2 separate regions of the Homo sapiens genome follow, and region 2 is linked to region 1. The links are chromatin loops, found by intact Hi-C in ENCODE. Cell type or tissue: PC-9. All regions are shown on one strand.

Region 1 (8,000 bases):
AAAAAAAAGGAATGTTTGAAATGAGGTGAAGTTGAACCTATTCAAAGACAAATGACTGACATGCTAACTCCTGGGGCCCTCCCACTCTTCAAGGCCCCACCCTGGGTGACATTTCCTGTTGCCACATCTTAGTCAACAGCCCAGTTGATGGTAGAGTCAGTGTTTTTCCCAAGTTTGTGTCTCCCACACAATCTGACATGATGCCTGGCACAAAGCCCTTGCTCAACCGATGTCCATGGAACAAATGAAAGAGTGGATGTAATGGATCCTCACTTTCCCCATCTATAAAATGTGGAAAACACCTGCCTTTTAAGCAGTGTGTGCAGTGGAGAAATTCCTCTTCATCCCTTTGCTGGTGGGAGGTGAGAATGTGGGGGTTTTCCTTCCTCCTATGCCTCTGGCGTGTGTCTATTCCCCTCCTGATGAGTCATACAGGAATCAGACACTGTCGCTCTCGGACAGAACACGTCAGGTACTTGCTTGGGAGCAGCAGGCCCATGAATCTGTGCTGCATCCCCCGCGGTTACCTAGGGAACTCTGGGGCACAGCCAGGAAGGGGGACTCTGCAGACAGAGAAGGCTCTGGCCAGTGTCCCCACCTCTGCCTCAACAGCCCGGCAGGACCTTACCATTCTCTAGTTTGGAACCAGCATCCTGTCCCTCTAGAGGACCCAGGCAAGAGGCCCTGAAAAGCATCAAGGTTCCCACCCCAAATGTTCAAACAGGCAGAAGCAATCAGTTAGCAAATGACTGCACCAGGAATCAGGGCAGCTGGGACCTGGCCCTGTGTCTTAGTCCTTCCCTGTACCCAGGCAACAATAAGTAAATCCCTCTTCCTTCCACTCTCTGTCCATGTGAAGCCTAAATGACGCAATATACTAAACTGCTTAGCATAGCCCTGATATCTAGCAAACAATTAATAAAAGCAGCTGTAAATTTAACTACTATTTTTGTTATTAGTAGGAGTAGTGGTATATTATCCTCACTATGATCCTCCAAGTGTTATCCCATTTTACAGATGAGGAAACTGGACTCAGTGGTTAAGTGACTTGCTCAAAGTCCTTTAGCTAAGAATTGGATCCACTGGTAATGGCCAAGTAGCTACTTTAAAGGGTAGAAATTATTCTGGCAACTCCCGTGGGAGTGTGTGGGAAGGGCGGCCACATTCACTCAGCTCCATTCACACCCAGACAGGCTCTCTTACTGTGGCTGCATAGCAACCAGAACACCTCCAGACCTGGCTCCAAACCTCACATCCCCTCATCTTCAAATCCCATGTCTTAAGAGCACCTGGGTACTCCTTGGCTCTGATTGGGTCAGGAGTCCTCCCCTAGAGCTGGAGGGGAGGGTCCGCCTGGGCCCGACAGGTGGAAGACTCAGGGCACAGCTTCCGTTACAAAGGGAGGCTAAAAGTAGGCTGGGGTCCAAACAAAAGTCACCTGACCTGTACACACACACACCTGTATGTGTGTGTGCACGTGCATGTATGCGTGTGTGTGTGTAAATACTAGAAAGCATTTGCCGAAATGTTAACAACGATGTTCTCTTGATAGTGAAATGAGACTGATTTTCTTTTCATTTTGTATGTCTTTCCATAGTTTTGCAATGAGCACAATTTACCTTAATAATTTTTAAAAAGCTGCTTGCATTTGTTTAGTATTTGAACAATGAAAATAGCATACAGTTATTTTTAAGACTATGGGTCTGGACATTAGAGACCTCAGTTCTGGTTCTGGCTCTGAGTGACCATGGTCAAGTAACTTGCCTGGCCTCAGTTTCCCCACCTGGGAAATGAGGAAAGGGCTACACAACTTCTACAGTCCCTTCCAGCTCTGATTCTAAATGCCTCTCTCCTATGAAGGCACAGCACATGAAAAAGTGTGGATAAGCTAGGTTCTAGGAGACCTGCTTTAATTCAAGGAAAGTAGTTGTTCCCAAAAAGAAATTAATCCTGAATGCAAATGGGTACATTTGTGGAACTGAAAAAGTTTCCTCACAAATCGTGTGTGCTTCCCAGAACCTTAATGGAAGGCACCTCCTCAATGGAGACCAGGTGGCCTACTCCAGCCCAGAAAAATCTCTCCCTCCCTTAGACGGAAGAAGGATTAGCATTACTGAGTGAGCCTACTATGTGTCAGGCCCACTCCAAAGTGCATTATACACATTGTCTAATTTAAATTCATAGCACTTGTGATCATCAGTTGTTTGGCAAGTAACAAGATACTGAAGTCTCCTGAAGTGTTGTTTAACTGCCACACCATTATTGAATGTGAGTCCATGACTCTCTTCCCATAAAGAGCCTTGGGAGAAAGAAATACTTTTAATTCATCCTTGTATGAACTTCAGACCCTAACACAGTGCTCAATAAATATCTGCTAATCACTAGAATCTTCCTCCTATCATCAGTGTTTGATGGGCTCCATAGAGTCAAGAATTTGACCAGCTCATTGGAGCACACAGCTTTAGTTAAGAAAGTGATGATCTTAGTTAAAACTGAAAGGAGAGGAAGAGGAGCCAACAGATCAAGTCACTATCCAGCGTTAGCAGGAACCTATCTCTTTGAAGAGTTCATAACATGCACCAGGCCTGTAGGAAATAGGACATTGGTAGAATTTGAGAACAAAAGGTTAGAAAAGGTCAGATTTGGGGGTTGCTGGAAGCAACAGGAGACCATTGGGATCTTGGGGAGGGGTTATAGTTGAAAGGAAGAGAGGGTTGCAGAGAGGAGAATAGGTTTCTAACACAAAATTCACTACAGAAATAGAAAAATTGTGATAGACACATAGACAATCCAACAAAGCAAGCCTCCTCCTACACAATTTTGCATGCTGGAAGCTGAGGTTGCAGGAATGCAATGGGCATTTGGAATCAAAAAGGCTGGGCCAGAAACAAGAATGATAACTTTAAAATGTCTAAAAAGAGAATGCCATTGAAAGACAAAAGTTTCACAAATACTGCTTTATTTTGACTTTCAGTTAAGGCTGAGATCAAACTGTCCTTTTCATTCATTCATTCACTCACTCATCTAATAAATATTTACTGAGCACTTACTAACCATTAGACAATGCACTAGTCCCTTGGAGGAACAAAAAGAAACACTGCCCTGCTCTCATTGAGCCTGAAGCCTAGGGAGAGAGACAGAGTGTGATCAAAGAGTCATATGCAGAAGTATGTAACCACAAACCATAGCAAATGCTATAAAAGAGAGAGAGGTGATTTTCTGGGTGTGGAAAACAAAGGAACCTTGCCTAGACTGAGTGGGGAGGGGCAGGACAGTCTTCCCTGAGGAAATGACCCTGAGCTGAGGTGTGATGAATGGAGACACTAGGCAAGAATAAACTACAGCAAGTGAAAGTCAATGCCATTTTTTTTTTTTTGAGTCAGAGTCTTGCTCTGTCACCCAGACTGGAGTGCAGAGGTGCAATCTTGGCTCACTGCAACTTCCGCCTCCCAGGTTCAAGCAGTTCTCCTGTCAGCCTCCCAAATAGCTGGGATTACAGGCACACAGCACCACACCAGGCTAATTTTTGTATTTTTAGTAGAGATAGGGTTTCGCCACATTGGCTAGGCTGGTCTTGAACTCCTGACCTCAGGTGATCTGCCAGCCTCAGCCTTACAAAGTGCTGGGATTACAGGGGTAAGCCACCGCACCAACCACAATGCCATTTTTAATGAGCCCAGTGGAGGCAAGACTGGCCAGACTGGCAATCAGAAAACCTGGGTTTAAGACCTGCATCCTATAAGAATCCTCTCTATGAGACATTCAACCAAGTTAAGAACCCTCTCTATAGACATTCAACCAAGTTATGCATATAAGAACCCTCTCTATGAGACATTCAACCAAGTTATGTGTATAAGAACCCTCTATATGAAACATTCAACCATTTTACAGATGACCTCCATTGGATCATCTGTAAAAGTGGGGATGTTGGACCAAAATAATGTTTCTCAAAATGTAGTCTTCTGCAATCAAATCATTGGGTTACTTACAAAAATATAAATTCCTGAACCCCATTTCAAACCTGCTGAATTAGGATATCTAAGGCTGAAGCCCAGGAATCTGCATCTTAAGGCTTGCTCTAGATGACTTTTATTCCCTGTAAAGTTTGAGCATAGCTGGCTATGCAGACAAACCTTTGCCTACTCAACACTCTACATTCCTTCCTTTCTAAATTCCAGGCTCTTGATGGAGCAGGACCAAGAAGGGGAAAAGTGAGCAGTTCCCTAGACTGAACAAAGGAAAATTCTAAAGTTTTTGAGTGGCAACAAAGGGCCAAACTTTCGCACCTGGAGATGATCCATCTGTTTTAAGGAGAAGTTCCCCGGCTTGACTTGAGAGCTCCAGACTGAATACTCTTTTTTCTTTTCCACTTAGTCCCTGGGATTTAATTGAAAATACAAATTCCCTGGCATTCACTCCCTTCCCTTTGCTTCCTTCTCTTCATCCCCTTCCCAGAGGACCTGGAAGATGGAGGTTCACACGAGTCCCCCTGCCTTCCCTGCCCTTCTAGGGTATGAATGGCCAGCCTCCAGTGAGATGATTTATAGCCTTCGAGCCTCTTTGGTCTGATACACAAGGAAAATTCCTGTTGACACTAATTGTACCAATGGCCATGAATTATATAGTCCAAGGACCTGCCACTCCACCTGCTGAACTGAGCTGGGTTTCTCTCCCAATGCACAGCAAGTTCACTGGCCAACTGCCTGCCACACCCCATTCCCCAAGCTCACCAACACCCACACCGGCTTGATCTCCAACCTCACTGTGGATAGAAATATTTCCAACAAGCCCTGGCTCTCTGGATATGGCAATTTCAGAAGTTGCCTCTCAAAGGCCAGATATATTATTTCTGCCTACCTGATAAGATTCTTGTATTAGAATGAGATAATTCATGTAAAGTATATAACAGATGCCTAGTACACAGAAGTTCTCAACAAATGTTAGCTGTTATTATTTGTATTGTTGTTCTTTTACCAGCCGCTGTTTGTTCAGGGCAATTTATGTCAGAAAAAAAAAATGCATCAGTGACATCATTTGGCAAGTAAAGCTCTGTAAGGATAGCTGAGAGATTAACAGAGAAAATCTGTACCTAAATACTCCAGATACTGAGAAATCTTTTGTGTGTTTTTAAGATTATACAAAAATATCCATAATAACTAACATTTATTGAGAGCTTTCTAGGTGCCAGGCACAGTTCCATTTAATCTTCCCAACAACTCCATGTGGTAAATACTATTAAAATCCCCATTTTACAGATAAACAGATAGAAGCTTAAATAAATAAAGTAACTTGCCCAAGGTCACAAAGCCAGGAAGTGGCAGGAGCTAGAATTTTATCTGTCTGGATGAAGCCAGTTTGGTGTTTAATAAGCTACTTCCTTAGGGCTAACTGGCGTTTCTCATGCTGTCTTTGTCTTTGGCATCTATAGCTGTTTGTTCTCTCTCTCTCTCTCTCTGTCACACACACACACACACACACACACACACAGAGTTGGTTGCCATCATGGGACCAATAATTTTTGCCCTCCTTAAAGACAATTATTGAATCAGGTCTCCCACCCTTCTTGGAAGAGTTAAGGCAGGATCCTGACATAAACTCACTTAAGGTTCCCCAGGAAGTGTTAGGAGGAGAGATTCAATCCTCAGACCTCACCATGGAGACAGGCACATATTTGTGTTGTGCACACAGCCCAGCACAACTTCTGCCTCTCTGGACTGCCTGTGCTCTAATCCCATTTCTGAGTAATTTTGGACAAGTTAATGAATCTCTCTTATCTTCAGTTTTCTCACCTGTAAATTGGAGCTAACGGTATCAACCACGCTATGGTTTGAATATGGTTTATTTGGCCCCATCAAGTCTCATGTTGAAATTCGATCCCCCAGTGTTGAAAGTGGGGCCTGGTGGGAGGTGTTCGGATTGTGAGGGAGGATCCCTTATGAATGGCTTGGTGCCATTCTTGCAGGAGTGAGTGAGAGCTTGTTGTTCAAAAGAGCCTGGCACGTCCTCCTCTTTCTTCCTCTTTCCCCACGTGATGCCAGCTTCCCTTCCCCTTCCACTATGGAGTGGAAGTAGCCTGAGTCCCTCACCAGAAGCAGATGCCTGTACCATGTTTCTTGTACAGCCCCAATAAGCCTTTCTTCTTTATAGACTATCCAGCTTCATGTACTCCTTTACAGCAGTGCAAGCGATTAAGACATACCACGGAAGTGTTGTTCGGAGAATTAAATGAGATGACGCATATGGATTCACTTGGCACAATGCTGCATGCATAACTGCACTCAGTAAGTCATAGTTAATTCAAATGGGGCCAAAGAAAGCAGGCAATGCTTACCTGTAAGTGGGTAGCGCTCCAAAGGGCAGGGGAAATATTTGGGGCCCTCCCAGGCACTTGCAATTCACACCTCATAGCTAATTGCCATTATACCAGGCTGCTCCTGTCTAAAAGTCTCCACAAAATCTCCCCCATTCCCCGAGCACTCACTCAAGAAGTGCCACAAGAAGCCAAAAAACCAAAATACTGCCTCTTTCTCCCCTCATCTTTTCAGGACTCCCAAGGCAACCTTCCAAATCTTTTGGTTTGGTGTCCAGTAAACAGCAGAGACACACTGGGCATTTCCTGTCCCAGCATTCCTCAATGCACAATGAAGATGGGCAAAGGAAACTGCCTCTTTCTCACGCTGCTCCCCCCTTCACTATGCTCCCCGTTCCCAAGTCATGCCACATGCTATTTCCCAAGCAAGCCCACACTCATTCCAAGACCCTACACTGCCACCTCTGCCAGACAATGGAGATGAGAAGGCAGAAACCGCCTTCTGACATCACTCCCTTGCCTTGCTCCCCTGGGGCCTGGTCTGTCCTCTCCAAAGCTGGGCTCTAACACTTTGTCCAGATACAATTTTTGGATGACCCCAAGGAAAAGGTTCCCACCACTTCCTTTAGACTTTTCTGAACTTGGTAGCTACAAGTGAAAATCCCCCAAAAGGGTTGGATGGTTTGGTTCAGAGAGCACAAAAAAAGGAAGAAGAGAAAGGATGGAGAAACTTGAGATTTGTGTCATGTATTTATTTCCTTATTTAACTCACATCCCTGTTCAATGTCAGACACAATTCTCTATGCATCCTCCATTGCACATTCCCGTTATTTATCTTAGACTGTAAACTACGGGAGGACAAGGAAGGCCGGCATCAATTCACTACATTCAGTTCAAGTTCTGTTCCATAATAAATGGTGAAACACTTAATTAGTTCTATTGCCCAAAAGTGAAAGAGGTTATGCCTAGACAAAGAGAGTTACAACAGAGAGGCTCCTCAAACAAAAATAAAAGCAACAAAATGGAAATCAATTGATCAAGGGGCCCTGCCAAGGACTTGGCACTTAGGAAGCCCCTATAAGGAATTCAGGAAAAGTGTAGGGTAAAGAACGTATCCACAGCTGCATCCACAGCTTGCAGCAAATTCTCAATAAGGTCTAGAACCCAAAAAGTTTTAAGAACCACAGGTAAAAGACAGCCTTTTCCCTTAAGAAATTTGAAGTGGAAGAGATACATCTTATATATACATACATACATATACGCACACACATATATATCCTACATACATACAAACAGGTTTAAATTATAGAGAACATCAATATAATAATAGTAGAGTTCTTTGTTGAGTGTTTTTACGAGCCAGCTCCCAGCCTGAGCAACACAGACTATATACAGTTCATTTAATTTTCACAACCACCTAGAATGTGCATTATCTCAAGAAATAGAAAGCATTATCCTCTGGGCACAGATGAAAATAAAGAGGCTGAAAGAGTTTATGTAGCTTGCCCAAGGTCACACATCTGGGTCAACTAAAGCCGGGATTCAAACTCAGAATCTGTGCCATGCTGCAGAAACAGATGAAAGTGGTGGCAAAAGCAAGTTGTGGGCATGGAGTCAAATCTCCTGGCTAGTGACCCTGGCTCTACCTCAGACAAATTTCTCCCTCTTTCTGGGCCTTCTGTGTTCTCAT
Region 2 (8,000 bases), 560 kb before region 1:
CCTTTGGAGATGTCTTTTCAGGTTTTTGCATTTCTGACAACCGGATGGGCCCCACCCAGGAACTGACTCAACACAAGAAGACAGTTTCCACTCCCTATGATTTCATCTCCAACCCAACCAACCAGCATTCCTTACTCCCTGGCTCCCTACTCACCAAGCTATCTTTGAAAAACCACTAACCTCTGAGCCTTCAGTGAGACTGATTTGAGTGATAATAAAACTCCAGCCTCCTGTACAGCCAGCTCTGCATGAATTAAACTTTTTCTCTGTTGCAACTCCCCTGTCTGGATAATTCAGCTCTGTCTGAGCAGTGGTTCAAGGAGAACCCGCTGGGTGGTTAGAATCAGCTTCACTTTCAAAGGGCCTACAATGTCCTCATTAATTTCTTCCCCTTCAAAGATGACTGTGATCACATGTTTTCAATATCGTCCTTCCACCCTTGGCCCATGATAAGGGCAGAGGGTGGTAGATGCAGTCACTACTGAATTTCATTATCCCAGTGGGCATTTTTGGCCTGCTCAACTGGACTGACTGCAGAGCAAGTGTTCCACCTTGACCTTGATTTTGCCATTTGCATATGGAAACCTTTTTTTTTTTTTTCCTTTCTAAATTCAACTCTTTGGTAATCCCAGTGAAAGAAATGGGTGTGTGGGCAACTGGAAGGAAGTGGGTGTGTCCTAGGTTGTAGGATTGCTGAGATGTAGAAATGCTTATGCTAGAAAGGTATGAGAACAGTTGGTCTGGTCTTGCTGTTAGTAGAGACAGATAGAACAAGACAAGGTGGGAACAACATGGAGTGGGCAGATGTTTGTGGTGAAGTCCTGGCATCTATTGTCTGAGGGTCCCCTATCAACATCACCTCCAACCAACAATTATTGAATATTAACCAGCATCCCCTGCATTTATAGGATGAATTGTTAAAGCACCATCCAATAAAGTACATTACTGCTGCTACTCACCCTAGAGCACATAGAATTCTCCTGGAGAGAAATAGATTGACCAAAAATCGGGGCCTGCAATTTGGAGCATCTTCCTTTGTGACAGTTGATTTGGGACTCACATTTAAGGCGCATTTGTTTCTCCATTCACAGAAAATTTATATTAATATTCATCAGGCTTTTATTGTATCTTGTTCTGGAAATCTGCTCTGGAAAATAACTATGACCCCTGGTCTTCTGCCCTGTCATTTTCTCTCTAATTTTTGGCTTTGAAAATTTATCTGTCTATCTGTCTATCTATCTATCTATCTATCTATCTATCTATCTATCTATCTATCTATCTTTATTCTTGATGGTACTTTAAAAAAGTAACTCATGCCTCTAGTTTAAAATAAACTATGCTGGGCATGGTGGCTCACACCTGTAATCCCAGAGCTTTGGGAGGCTGAGGAGGGAGGATTGTTTGAGGCCAGGAGTTTGAGATCAGCCTGGGCAACATGGCGAAAGTCCACCTCTACAAAAAAATTTAAAAAATTAGCCAGGTGTGGTGGCACATGCCTGTGGTCCCAGCTGCTTAGGAGGCTGAGGCAGGAGTATCACTTGAGCCCAGATGGCTGAGGTTACAGTGAGCTGTGATTGGACCATTGCACTCCAGCCTGGGTCACAGAGAGAGACTCTGTCTCAAAAAAAAAAAAAAAAAAAAAAAAAAAGTCAAATAGTACAAAGGTTACTAAGTGTGTCTATCTTCTTGAGGTGCCTCCCTGGTCCCCCAGTGTGAAAGCTGTGTATACCACAGATCCAAATCAAGCTGTCCCAAATACCCTTCAGACTTGGTGATGATCTTCTAGTCATTTTACTTGAACATGGAACAGCCAAATAGACAGAAACCCAATTTCATTTATGTGTTTTAGTAGGTGAGAGATGTTCCTTTTAGACCTGGGGAGACAGAAAGAATCTTAAGACCTTGGCACTGTCACCAGCCAGTTACACTCCAGTTAAGGAGACTTGACGAAGCATGAAAGTTAAATAGTGCCAAAGACAAAAATATGGCAAGGTGGGGTTGATTAGTCACCAAAGGAATTTACATCAAAGGCATTACCATGTTTGTTATGTAGGTGCCAATAATAATGAAATGCCACTCTACGGTATTTGGGAGGCCAGAAAATTTAACAAAAAGGAAAGTGGCATCCTCAGTCTTATTGGAGGCAGCAAAGCAAACAGACACTGGAGATGAATGGTCTTGGGTTTGGGTCCCAGCTCTGTTCTACTAGCTGAATGATCTTGGGCAAAGTACCTCAATTCTCTGAGCCTCATTTTCCTTATAAGATGGGACTACTGATAATATCTACCTCAGAGAACTGATAGAAGGATTAAGTTACATTTGGCATAGAAGATGGATCAATATATGGTAACTCTTATTAAAATTAAATAATATAAAAAAGAATGTGTTTGGTTGCCAAGGGAGTCTAGTCTTCCAATGTAGCAATAATAAGTGTATAACACAGCAAAATTTCATCTTTATTAGATTGCTTGTTTAAGTAGATTTTTTTTTTTTGAGACGGAGTCTCTCTGTGTAGCCCAGGCTGGAGTGCAGTGGCTCGATCTTGGCTCACTGCAAGCTCCGCCTCCCGGGTTCACACCATTCTCCTGCCTCAGCCTCCCAAGTAGCTGGGACTACAGGTGCCCGCCATCACGCCCGGCTAATTTTTTTGTATTTTTAATAGAGACGGGGTTTCACCATGTTAGCCAGGATGGTCTCGATCTCCTGACCTTATGATCCGCCCGCCTCGGCCTCCCAAAGTGCTGGGATTACAGGCGTGAGCCACCGTGCCCGGCCTAAATAGCTATTTTTAATATGATAGAATATGTCCTGAGCACGTACTTTGTGCTAGGTGCTCTGCCCCAGTAGAAGGAACACTGCCCCCACCAGTAATGTGCTCACAGTATTCTAGGGGGCAAAAGAAAAAAAAGCTAAGAGGCAATGACATGGCAGTGTGACACGCCTTGCAATGACAATCACAGCAAGGGTGCTTTAGATGCACACACATCTTCGGGGTGGCGGTGAGGGAAGGTTTTCCAGAATAGATGATGTCTAAGCTGAGATCTACCAAATGGGGGGTTGACCTCAGCAACCACAGTAGTAGACTTTTTGGGTGTGCTTCCTGTGGACCAGTTACTGTGGTGTGTGTTTCATGTGAGTTTTCTCATCTCGTACTCACAACAAAGCTATGAGGTGGAAATTATTCTGCCCACTTTACTGGTGAGGAGACTGAGGCTTAGAGATGTAAAGCTAACTTTCCATGAAAAATGTAGCTAGTAGATGGAGAATCTGGGATTGAAACACATCACGTGTTTGAGTCCATCAGTACCATCTGTCTTGTAAGACCATCCTATATAAAATTTATAAAGTGACAGCAAATCAGGTTAGCAGAAAAGACATTACCCTTAGCTAGGCCATCTATAGGAAGCCAGTGGGAGAAATGGTTTTCTAAGATGTGGGTATGCATGAAATAGGAAGTGTAGATAGCGCTTGGGGAGGAGAGTGATGTGATTCCAGGGGGTTGTGAAAATGAGGCATCCAGACATGAGGATCAGGTAGGGGAGAGGCTGGGCGAAGGAGACCCAGGAAAGAGAGCAACAGTAACTAAGGTGTGGACAGATGAAGGCTGGTACTCATGCTTCTTCCCACTGCAAGAAGAGGAGCCATGTGTCATTTCCTCTCTGTGACTGTGAGCAGCCCTTGGCCCCTGGAACTCCCCAGGTACAACCGGAACAACATCATGGTGCACTGGGCTTACTTTTAAGCCTAGAACATGAAGAGAGCTGGTTAGAAGGGGACAAGCAAAGGACTGGAAGGATTAGGCACACACATTCCACCATGTGCTTGGTGCCATAGAGCAGTTTGAGTCTAGACAAATTGACAGTCACTGCCTAACATTCTCCATTTCTGTTGTCCAGCTGGATAATCAAAGTTCCATAACAGATTCTTTTTGGTTTTAATCATGAGTTGTGTGGGGGACACCAATGGGGCTAAGAATTAATTGTCCATATATCATTTTTTGAATTGAGCCTTTTATTCTAAAACAAGCAAGAAGCATTGGACCTGTCAGTTTCTGAGGCAGAAACTTCCTCTCAGAATGGTGTGTGGGCATTCATGGGATAGTCCTTGAACACTGTCCTTGTCCTAATAAAAGCAGCTTACTTTTATTTAGAGTGCTTGTTTCTTGACAGATTTTACTTAAGAGCTTTATAGTTAGTCCTTTTAACAACCCTTTTCCAAGCAAAGACATGGCTGGTAGAGGCAGAATGAGTAACTTGCCCAATGTCTGCCAGCAAGGAGGTGGCAGAGCTGGGATTCTTGATCGCAAACACCGCCCTTGACTGTCTCTGCCTGTGGCTAGTGATGCAATTGTCCCACGTGTCTATCTGATGGGCTGTTTGCCAGAAAAGCCTTCTGAAATGCTTTGGGCTGCACAGGGCCCCAGTTAAAATGTGTGTATGATTTAAACTGACACTTGTTAACCTTGCGGTTATTTATTGAGTGACAATTACATATCAGGCACCCAGCTAAATTCTGTGAATGTAGTAAGCAGATCAGACCTGGACTCTGTCCTCATAGAGCTAAATAGATATGTGCAGAGGACAAAATGCTATGAAGGAAATGAATGGGTGGTGAGACAGAGAATCACAGGGGAGGGCTCTCTGATGAGGTGGCATTTAAGTTGGGACCTACAGGTGAACCAGGATGAGAATCAGTAAGAAGCCCCTACAATGGGAGAGGGCTTGGCGGGTTGGAGGAATGGAAAGGAGGTTGGTGTGACTTAAGCGCAGAGGAAAGGGAGAGATGCCCAGGGAGTCTGAGGCAGGTGCTGGCCGAGGCACATGGCTGCACAGGCCCCATGTAGTAGGCACATTTAGCACTGAAAATATGTAAAAGTCTCTGAGATGAAACAACCACGATAACCAAAACCAAGACCCAGGTATGCTTTGTCATAGGATCAGGTACCAATGAAGTTCTTGGGAGCTGTGAAACATGGCTGACTTGACCAGACCAGAAGTTTCCAAATCTTCCTTGGTCGCAGAACGCTTAGTGCTTCAGTAATTTTTTCATGGCATCTGTAGGCCAAAAGAAATACCAAATAGATTCATTGATTAACTAGTTAGGGTCAAATCGCTTAAAAGTCTTTATGTGCTAAAAACTTTGTATTGGCCATTTGAAAAAAAATGATACATTGAAACAAAAAAAATATTTTTTTGTATTCTGAAATCATCACAATTACTTACTCATGGGATGTGTGGCCTGCTGGGCACTGTGCAACTCCTTAAACTTTGGAATCAGAGTGGACACTGCCACCTTCATTTCCTGTTCCACACTGATTTCCTTGTGGCACTTGCTTTTTGTCACAGTAACTGCCAAAAACATGGCTTCCCCAAAAGATGCCATCACTGAAAGGAATATGACGTAATCTAATGTTGAAACCATGAACAACCCTGAGTTTGTGCAGTGTTCAACAGATATGGAGGATCCTGTCTTTCCCTTGGAAAATTTAAAATACCTCCCAACAGTCCTGTGAATTTACTATGCTACCCCAGGGTGACCTGGTAGAGAGTTTGGAACCACAGCTAGCCATAGTACTTTCAAACTACTAAAGTTAGATATCTCTTTGCCACCAAATCCCTCCTCAGGGCCATATGTGACCCTGCATTTTGTGCAGGGATTCCAGGAAGCAAAGTTGTCACTCTTTCTGGAAACTGTATCCTATTTGCCCAACCATCAATAGGGGTACCTCTGGAGTGCGAACCCAGCCTGGCTTATTTGAATAGAGGAAAGGAGGAAAGGGGTGAGTAACATGTACAGATGGTCAGCAGTAGTATGAAAGCATGTGAGGTTGAACCAAGAGGAAATGAGTAGGTGATACACAACCATAATTTTGGGGCCCTTGATGAAGAAATGAGTGCTGAAATTCTGAAGGGTTTGTTATTGTGCAGACCTGCAGTTAAGCTGGCTAAGCTTTAGGTGTTGCCTCTGCAGTCAGGAACATCCTGCCAGAAGGCAATTAAAGAGTGGAAGAGCAGAAATGCAGAGAAGGAATTCAACACCTGCTCCACCAGCACGTTCCTTGGTCGCTCTCGTCTGTTTCCCTAGCTGGATCACATTCTTGGTGAATGAGAGAAAGTATGAGGATTAATGAGCAGACCTGTCTTTGGGATACCCTAGAACCATGATGCAATGCAAATATCACAGTATCTCAAAGGACAGTAGCCAGTAGAGCCAGTTGACTTCAAGTCAGTTTAACTTTCTCTTTCTGCATAAAGTCATGTATGCAAATCATCTAGGATGGCTGAGATGCTGATGAAATGAGTTCCCATGGCAACTGGAAGATTATCCTTACATCATCTTTGTGATGAGCAAAGTTCAGTGAAGACCAGAGGGAAGTAAAATTCTTGCTTGTCACTGAACTTGGACTGTTTACTCAACCTCTATTGCTTGGTTTTCTCATCTATAAGATGAGAATAATACTGAGATGGGATTGTTCCCTTGACCTCCTCATGGGACTTGCAACATTGGTGACTTGTTTACTTGGCCACTGCACTCAAACCCCTTGCATGAGGGGGAGCACACAGGAGAGCAGGAGCAGGAGCTGGGGTGATTGCCTTTGGAAGCCATTAGGAACAAACTGTGTACCAGCCTGTGGCAGTGTCTAGGGGTTGTCCATGACCTCTGGAGCCCAAGGGGGCATGTGTTACAAACAATACTCTTTTAGCATTTGCTGTCCACAGACAGCTAAGTGTTTACCCGCTCAGTGGAGGGTTGGGGTGACAGCCTTTCACACCCTGCCCTCTTGATACCCAGGTTCTTGTCCTATGTCCAGGAAGAATCAGGTCACAGGGACTTGAAGGATGGTGAATGTGGAGACTTTATTGAGTGGTGGAGGTGGCTCTCAGTGGGATGGGGAGCTAGAAAGGGGATGGAGTGGGAAGATACTCTTCCTCTGGAGTTCAGCCATTCCTGGCCAAATTCCTCTCCAACCATAGTCTCCGATGTCCAGCTGCCTCTTCTACTCTTGATGTTCAGACACTTCTTCCCTTCTCTCCTTCTCTGCTGCACCGCTCTGCTCCTCTGCCAGTGGAACTTGGAGTTTTTGTGGGTACAGGGTGGGGAGGGAAGTGTGGCATGCCAGGGTGGTTTTAGAAAAGGCAACATTCGAGCGGGAAAACAGGGATGTGAAGTTCTCATCTAGGGCTGCGGGTCCAGGCTTGAGGGTGGAGTCCTTGCCATGGACCCTGCCCTCTTCTACCCAGTATTTCCCTTCCTCCTGTCCTTATCAGTACAAACCCAGACCTTTAAGTTGTTACAAGAAGTAATGATACTCACTAAGCCAAAACCATAGTGTCAGGTACTATGCTGATGCTTTATATACACTAGCTTATTTTATACCTAAAACAATCTTACAAGGAAGACATATTATAATCCCCATTGATATCTGAGAAAAATGAGGCACAGAGAGAACAAGTAAGTTGATATCAAAAATGGCAGGGCAGGGATAATAAGATACATCTAGTATAAGATTTGGTTGAGATTATGAGTATGAGATCTTAGCCCATTGCCTGCCCACAGCAGTACTCAGCAAATGCTAGGCTATTATTATTACTGTTATTTTTTGTTAATTCCATTACTGTTATTATTTGACCAGGGGAATCATCTTAGGCTTTATGGAGGAGTTGACATTTTCAATCAGCTTTGAGGGTGGGTAGGCTTTGGACAGACAGGGATGGGGCAGAAGAACATTCTGGACTATGGGCACAACAAGAGCTAAGGCTAGGAGGTGGGACTGTGTAACTTTGAGATGGAGAATAGGGAGGAGACCTCAAAGCAGAACCTTAGGCTCTAAGGGAAACAAGACAGAAGGATTCTGCTGACAAGACAGTAAAGTAGCCTGCTCATCTGGTGGTAGGCACTGTGTCAGCGTTCTAGGTTGTAAATGTAGGAAGTAAGCAGATCAGAGGTTTGCTCAACAACCTGCCTAGTGAGCCAAACTGCTTGCTCTTGAGGCCATGTAG

The links. Hi-C counts contacts between places; a loop is a spot of excess contacts. Peaks named below come from ENCODE experiments on the same cell type or tissue, not always from the same donor. Only the 100,000 strongest peaks of a DNase experiment are listed, where the experiment ranks them.
Region 2: it touches region 1 in a loop (4-fold over the local background); 18 of 110 quality-filtered maps call a loop at or near these places.

What each region holds. Positions count from the first base shown.
Region 1 is chr5:159,902,499-159,910,498 of GRCh38, forward strand. It overlaps a transcript of ADRA1B not described here. Among named protein-coding and RNA genes, the nearest start is that of ADRA1B, 10 kb to the right of the region's middle. In PC-9, no CTCF peak of the experiment used is centred here; DNase peaks (open chromatin) are centred at 73, 393, 3,223 and 4,643; H3K4me3 peaks cover 692 bases; H3K27ac peaks cover 6,627 bases.
Region 2 is chr5:159,337,667-159,345,666 of GRCh38, forward strand. The region is part of intron 2 of IL12B-AS1 (IL12B antisense RNA 1); the gene reads left to right. Among named protein-coding and RNA genes, the nearest start is that of IL12B-AS1, 10 kb to the left of the region's middle. In PC-9, no CTCF peak of the experiment used is centred here; DNase peaks (open chromatin) are centred at 85, 1,985, 4,365 and 6,105; H3K27me3 peaks cover 1,377 bases.